2 separate regions of the Homo sapiens genome follow, and region 1 is linked to region 2. A link is a contact called in ENCODE Hi-C or POLR2A ChIA-PET data. All regions are on one chromosome and are shown on one strand. Each heading gives the region's core, a stretch centred on a gene start or an enhancer-like site at or near the end of the contact. The rest is flanking DNA. Distances are from core to core; before and after follow the strand shown. Region 1 overlaps PRKCE (protein kinase C epsilon). Region 2 overlaps PRKCE (protein kinase C epsilon).

Region 1 (3,572 bases), core at 161-2,660, 40 kb after region 2:
TTCTACATGCCCCGTGAGGGCAGGGACCGTGTCTCATCACTCACCACAGCACTTGGTACAGAATGGAGACTCATGTGTGTGCAAAGGAAGGAGAGAAGGGATTTTCACCGATGAGTACAGGGCACCTGCTAGGCAAGGCATTCAGCGAGACTGTCTGCATCCAAAAATGGCTCCCAGCCTCTTCCATCCTGACCTTCCTACAGGAAAGCACTTTAGGAAGGGCACGTCACCCAGTGGGAAGGAGCCTTGCTTAGGGGGACTCTGTTGTCCAACTTTTCAAATTCTGTTTTGTTCAGTTTATATATTTAGGCCTTAAATATTTCATTATTTGCTTGCTGGTTTGATCACATGCTATTTTTTTAAAAAACACAAAGCATAAAATCAGATACAGTGAAAGGTCTCTGTCTCATCCTTGCTTCCATCTGCCCACCTCCCACACACTCTCTACTTATGTTTTGAGGCTTTTATATATCCTTCTGGAATTTCTTTAGGTATATACAAGCAATACAAATATAACTTCTTATTTCTTTTTCTGTGTTATACAATGGTAGGAATGCTGTACACGTATCTCATTTTCCTGTCGATGGTGTATCTTGCTTTTTCTACTCAGTGAGATCTTGCAACAGGCATATCTTCATTGGTTCTGCCTCTACTTACACTTTGGAGCTGCAACTCTGAATCACTGCAGAGGACTCTCTTGGGTAATTAACTTGGGGTGGACATGGGAGCTTTTGTCTCCTGATTCCCGGAGCCCCATCTCTTCCCAAGTCAGATGAGTAACTAAAGGAAAACCTCAGCCGCACCCGAGTCCACCAGAACACCATGCCCAGCAGAGCTGGCCACCATCCCAGGCCCCAACACCAGCCCATCACACCTCCCTGTGAGTCCCCTGCCAGCATACCAGCTGAGCCCTTTTATTTTGGAGGCCTTAGAGCAGTGGCCTTTAACTAGGGGCAATTTTGTCCTGTTCCCTTAGACATTCAGTAATGTCTGGAGATATTTTTGGTGCTGCTGGCATGTAGCAGGTAGAGGCCATGGAGGCTGCTAAACTGCCTGCAATGCACAGGACAGCTCCCCCCACCCACCCTGCAAAGAAGTATCCAGTCAAAAATGTTAATAGCATGAAGGCTGAGAAACCTTAACCTACAGAGATCCAGAAGTTAGAAGTCGTGCCTAACCGGTTAACCAGTTCGTGAGGGTGAGACGTTCATGAGAAGAGCATCTTCCAACTGAGAAGAGCCTCTGGCTCAGGGGCAGCTTCTTAAGATGCCCAAACCTCTATGTGTATCCCTGACCCTGATACTTCCCCTCCCAGAAAAGGGAGGACGGGAGGAGCTGAGGAAGTGAGGAATCTACTACACCCTTGGCCTCAAAACACTTCATTTCCTCACACTGTCACTTGACTGCAGGGCCAGGCCAGGATTTCCATGACTCTAGCCACTGAGCTGTGTCTCCGAGGGCTACTGCCTATGTGAAGGTGATGCAGAACTTTAGAGAAGGCCATTTGTATCATAGAAGTATGCAGTGCACAACCTGTGCAACAATAAGCGGCTGTGCCACAGTCTCCCTCCCTCAGTGCTATGCCCTGAGGCCCAGCCTTTAGCCCCTCACTCCATCATCACAATTTGCTGAGTGTACAGTGGGAACCAGGCACTGAGCCAGGTTTGGGGCAGATAAGACAGATTCCTAAATCATAGAGCTCACCAAGGGGAAGAGATGTTTAGACAAATCATAATTTAAATAAACCAGAAGCCTGGGGTCTAAGATATCAACAGAGGAGGGAATGTGGGGAGGCTTCACAGAGGAGGTAGCATTTTGACTAGTTCCTAGAGGAGGCCTAGGGACTGGAGAGGGACATTCAACCAGAGGGAAGAAAGAATGCAAAAGGACAGCAAGGTAGACAGGGTTCAGGCTGAGGAGCTCCTGTGTGCCAAACTAAGGAGTATGGACTTCATGGTGGGGGCCATCCAAGGTGTTAAAGTGGGGGTCACCTTGCTGACTTGTAGATGAGAAAGATGAGGTGCACTGGTACCATTCCTGACTCACACCTACTCTCCACCCCTTTCACTCTTTATCTGGGGCTGCCCCCTCCAATCGCATTGAACTCGAGGCCAGGTGCTTTGGTTCCAAGGGCATCAGGCAAGAAATAGTTAGAGGCTCTCTCCCTTGCTGATGAAGCCTGAAATTCTACCAAAGATGTATTCCTTTGGATTACAGTTTATTCTCTCAAGTTCCTCTGTTTAGATAGATATTCAGCCTTCACACTATGAAATGTGACATTTTGTCTCTAACACTCATGCACATACAATACATACATGCCATTATTTCGGGTAGCTATCAGAAATATTTCCACCTACTGGCACTTTTTTTCCCCAAGGTTTTATTGGTATACGTATGCTCAATTAAATTAACGTTTACCCTCAGGACTGACTCATTTAATAGGAATAACAAGTTCACCTGGGTGTGTAGGGATCGCCAGACACCACCCAGAAAATATAAAACACATCAATGTGATTTTCACCTACAAGCATTGAAAAGGAATAAGCCTTTCTTTTTCTTGTTTTTTATCTTTTGACCTTCATGGGCATTTTGTGTCAAGATTGCAAATTCAAACATAAAAACAGTGGAGAGGGGCTGGGTCCAGGAACAGGAAAGGAGCTGGAGGAGGCATTAGTACATTTGATCATTTACCTGGTCCTTATTCCTTATCTCAAAAAGGACCGTTGACCCCTCCATGTAAATGAGTTTATCAGACCTCAGTCTCCCTGATGAGAAGACCTGAGAATCTGAGGGGGATCACAGAGTCAGTAAGAGCCAGAGTGCATAATCCCAGCTTGGTCCCTTACTAGCTGGGTGACTTTGGCCAAATTAGCTGACCTCTGTGTGCTTCTAGTGCCTCGTTTATAATATAGAGACAATGATAGTACCTCGTAGGGCATTAGGATGAAATGAGTTGATACATGTACCATGTCTAGAATGGTGTCTGGGACATAGTCAATTCTATGTAAGAGTTAAAGAAAACCCAACAGATGTGGCCCTTGAAAGTGCAAAGAACAGACTTGGGAGGCGATGCTGAAGATGCTGCTTTGGCTGACCTCCATCTGTCCCTTATAGCCTGTGCTGGCCAGGCCTTTGTCACTAATTCCGACTCTGTCCTCATCCCTGCAGTTCATGACGAAGAATCCCCACAAGCGCCTGGGCTGTGTGGCATCGCAGAATGGCGAGGACGCCATCAAGCAGCACCCATTCTTCAAAGAGATTGACTGGGTGCTCCTGGAGCAGAAGAAGATCAAGCCACCCTTCAAACCACGCATTGTAAGTTGGTCCCCGTGCACGTTCAGCACCATGGGTCGGGCCCAGGTACTTGCAGGACAGGCTGCGTGCACCCAGGAAGAGTTGGTCAGGGGATGCGTATTACAGTAAAAATGACAAAGACCAGAGGTGGCTGAGGCTCTCCCTAAGACAATGTCTTTAGGCCCCAAGTGTTTACTATTGAAAACATGTAACCTACTACAGCAGCACCCAAGATGATGATTTACGTGGGCCACAGAACACCTTTTGTCTTTACAGAG
Region 2 (3,667 bases), core at 985-3,484:
GGAGTGATTTTGCTATTGGCAGGAGTCTAAAAACCTAACATTTTTTTGTACAAAGAGAAGCACATCTCATAAAACCCAAATTCACAGTGAAAAATTTTCATTTAGTCTATCTTGCTCAGAGATTTGAGCCACCAAACACATGGCTGGAAAAATAAGCTGAGAGGGGTGTAAGGAACCCAGAAGCCCCATTTCTCTTCAAGCTCCTCAGCATTCTCCAGTGGGGAAGCCTTTATCATCTAATCTCATGCTGTGTATATACAACATGGTATCTGGCCATTGCTGCATGCAGCAGGCCAGATTTTGAAAAGATCTCTATGGGCATCAGTGCTTGCATCAAAGCTCCCAAGTTCTTTTTGTGTATTTGTCTAAATTATAAATCAGTGTTTTAGATGGAAGCAAGATTCAGAGGTATAATTAAGCCAGCTTGGAACCAGACACAGGCTGCTTTCCCCGTTTGTAATTAGCACCCCATCACAGAGGGTACCAGGTACCCCGGGGAACTCGGCTGAGAGAGAGTGACCCCACCCTTTGCCTTCTGTTTTCTCTTTGTATATGACTCTTCATCTTTGATTTTCTTTTTGATATAAGACATACAAATTTCCTTACTTTTAGATGCCTGTGTCAACCAAGGGCCTAAAGTTACAGAGGAAAGGACTTGCTTTATAATGTTACAGGGCAGGAGGATTGGGGTGAGGTTTCTCCATAAGGTGAATGATCATTTTCCCAGTGGCTTATGGGATTTTGGAGTGTGGGTACAGATGTAATGCTTGCTTAGTCTCGAAATGTTTCGTTTTTATTAGTCTTGTCTCCCCAACCAAATTGCTAGCTAGCCCTTGGAGATCAGAGACCATGACCTCACCTTCTCTTGGATCCTCCAAGGTACCCAGCTTAGGGCTGTGTCCAAGGGAAGCCAACTTCAGAGAGATGACCACACTCCTCTATGTTGGAGAATGTCACGTGAGAGTTGCTTTCTAGAACTTCCCAGGAAACAGTGTGCACAGATGGGCATGAGCTGCCTTGACACTGCAATATACAGGATTCTAAAGTAAACATCCCTGTGACCAGTAATAAGCAATTTGGTAACTGTGACCTGGTTGCTTTCATCCTAGTTTCAAATAATTAGATGATTAAGAAAAATGTGAAAGGAGATTGGAGAAACTGCTGAGGTCACTGTTGACACTTTGAATCAATGAGGAAATCAGAAGGCTGGGTTACCGTGAGTATGTGCTCCCCACCTCTACTGTCCGCCCTTAACTGAAATCAAGTGGGTCCTTGGATTGATGGGATTTGGTCTGTGTAGCCTTCATTTGCTTGTTAGCCAAGTTCATGGTTTATACATCTGTCCCCACCCTCCTCTGTGGCTGGCCAGAGACGCTAATTCAGTCATCACACATGGTGCTGTTCCTGAGAAGGATGCCTGTTCGGAGAAAAAAAAAGCCCCTTGAAGGTCTGGCTAGAGAAATAGGAGGAGTAAAAGCATCCTATACTGAAATGAGGGAAAGGAGAAAGAGTAGCACTGAGAGTGTACTGCAGCGGTTAGGTCTGGGAGGGGAAAAAAAACCGGAGAGCAGGCATTTCACTTGGAGAATCTAAAGAATTGCAGGGTGGTTTCTCTTGCTATTGTTTGAAGGGAAGCCAGCAGTCAAGAAAATTATTGGTCAAATTTCACAGAAGAAGGAACATGACACAGAGGATTTTAGTTTTAATAGCTCAGAATCAAATCTGATGTTTCAAGGAAAGTGAAGAGAACAATTGACTATCAAAAGTACTGGAGAATCTGCCACTGAGCTCTTCCCAAAAGCAAGTGAGGGCACCAGAGGGGTGGGAGTTTCTGTCCTTTGCCATAAGGAAATAGACTGACTTTTTTAAACCAACATACCAGAGTTTACACATTCAAATGAGTATTGTCCTCTCCTTTAACTGTCCTTTTGGGAGACTTCATTCTCAGGGCAAAAATACTGCTTTTACATTGAATACATCTACATGCCTCTCTAGGTTTTTATTTGACTACATAGTCTCTTTTGTGGCTAATAATCCTGCTTTGGGAGTAGATCTGATTTCTGAAAATCATTTTGTATCCAAAATAATGTAAGCCTGTAAAGGAAAAACCTGATTTTTCTGAGTTGGCTTTGAAATGATGGATTCTGAAATTAATTCTACATGAGGTCCAGAAATCACATGGGCAGAGATTTCCGGGCTCCCCATGGTACCTTCTGGGGAGCCAGAAGTTCAGCCAAGCTGGGTGATTACTCACCTTTGAGTCAGACACTCCTGGGATGGGATCCTCCCTTCACATGTGGGTCCTAAGCCAGTTCTTTTTACCTTCTGATCCTCAATTTTCTCACTTAAAAGCTGGGATAGTAATAGTATCTACCTCACGGGATTACTGTGAATATTAAATGAGGTGATACTTGGGAAAACACATAGGAAGGGCTTAGTAATTGCTTATTATTATTACTGATCCCTTACATTGCCATAATGTGGAGCCAGGTACATAGTAGGTAATCACTGAATCTTTGTCAACTAGTTGCAGGGTTGTTGCTAAGGATGTCAGGTTTTGACTTGAAAGTACACCTGTATTTAAAGAGTGGGGTCATCTGAGGTAACTCCAAGACTAGAAAAACATTTCTAATCCTCAATCCTGTAAAACACTTCAAAATGGCATTTGTTCACCTCTAAGATCTACCCTAGCTCTAATAGTCCATGAAATCATGATGCTGAATTACATAAAACAAGGGGATTAATGTGAACAATAAGAAAAAATGTTGACCAATAGCATGGATAATTGAAGAATAAATGGTCAGAACCAGGCAACTCTAGAGGAAAAGCTTAGAGGACAGTTTCGTGGAATTATCAACTGGAGAGACTCCTTTGAGGTTGTTTAGAATGACGACATCATTGTTTAACTTGAGCATGGGAACCATCACCAGGAGGAAACCTACCTGAAATTCTACACTCAGAAGAGTTGGCACTTGGGTAGCTGTGGGACACGGTGGAGAAAGAAACTACCCAAAGTTGGCCAAAGAGCTTGTCACTGTTCTACAATGATCTCAAATTGGTAAAGGAGGTTTTCACAGCTTTTCCAAAGGTTTGAAAAAGAAAATAGCTACTGGTGGCTGTGAAAACACTGCATTGGCTGCAAAAATCAGTGTGATCTGGTATCAGAAGCAAGGTGTTAAATATTATCCAAAAAATGCAGACACAATATACTCTTCATGGAAAGCCTTGGACTAACAAAAGAGAAAAATGGAGATGAGACTATTATATGATAATCACTGCCTAACAACTGGCTTCAATAAGGAGGCTCCCCATGCTGTTGTAACCACAGAATACAGAGCATGAAGAAATGGACTTAAGTTACAGCCAAAGAGATGGAGGATGAGACCTAAGGAAAAAGACTTTCTTACCCTTCTTGAAGATAAAGCATAAGAATGAAGATCCCTAGAGATGGATGGGAGTCGCTGTGGAATCTGGCAGTTTGGGCGTTGACCTGTCCGATAGCAAACCCAGAGCAATGGCCCCAGGGAGTCTGGGAGCCTCCAAGAAAGCAGAGACTTCACCCAAGAGTCTCATTCGAACAACCTGACTGAATCTCAGCCTGCAACAGATGGAGCAAAAGTTCCATCTTAGGATGCTGGAGACTAAATGGGTTAGAAGTAGAGGGGGA

Evidence for each region. Hi-C counts contacts between places; a loop is a spot of excess contacts on that map. ChIA-PET counts read pairs that join two places held with the same protein, here RNA polymerase II (POLR2A). Pooled maps may share reads with other maps.
Region 1: a map of mesothelial cell of epicardium shows a loop between it and region 2 (22-fold over the local background). The contact joins two enhancer-like sites. A Hi-C loop is called at or near these places in 6 of 168 maps with a recorded cell type or tissue (PC-9, endothelial cell of umbilical vein, heart left ventricle and 2 more) and 4 of 50 pooled maps. POLR2A ChIA-PET finds 5 or more read pairs at or near these places in 9 of 52 experiments (AG04449, BJ, HEK293 and 6 more).

What each region holds. Positions count from the first base shown.
Region 1 is chr2:46,156,438-46,160,009 of GRCh38, forward strand. PRKCE (protein kinase C epsilon) reads left to right here. Exons shown (of 15, transcript NM_005400.3): 14 at 3,169-3,315. Among named protein-coding and RNA genes, the nearest start is that of EPAS1, 140 kb to the right of the region's middle. Within about 2 kb of position 1,411, at least 4 of the 41 ENCODE cell types and tissues checked have a DNase peak (open chromatin) inside an H3K27ac peak, as active enhancers do.
Region 2 is chr2:46,115,322-46,118,988 of GRCh38, forward strand. The region is part of intron 11 of PRKCE (protein kinase C epsilon); the gene reads left to right. Among named protein-coding and RNA genes, the nearest start is that of EPAS1, 180 kb to the right of the region's middle. RefSeq lists an enhancer at 1,617-2,816. Within about 2 kb of position 2,235, at least 3 of the 41 ENCODE cell types and tissues checked have a DNase peak (open chromatin) inside an H3K27ac peak, as active enhancers do.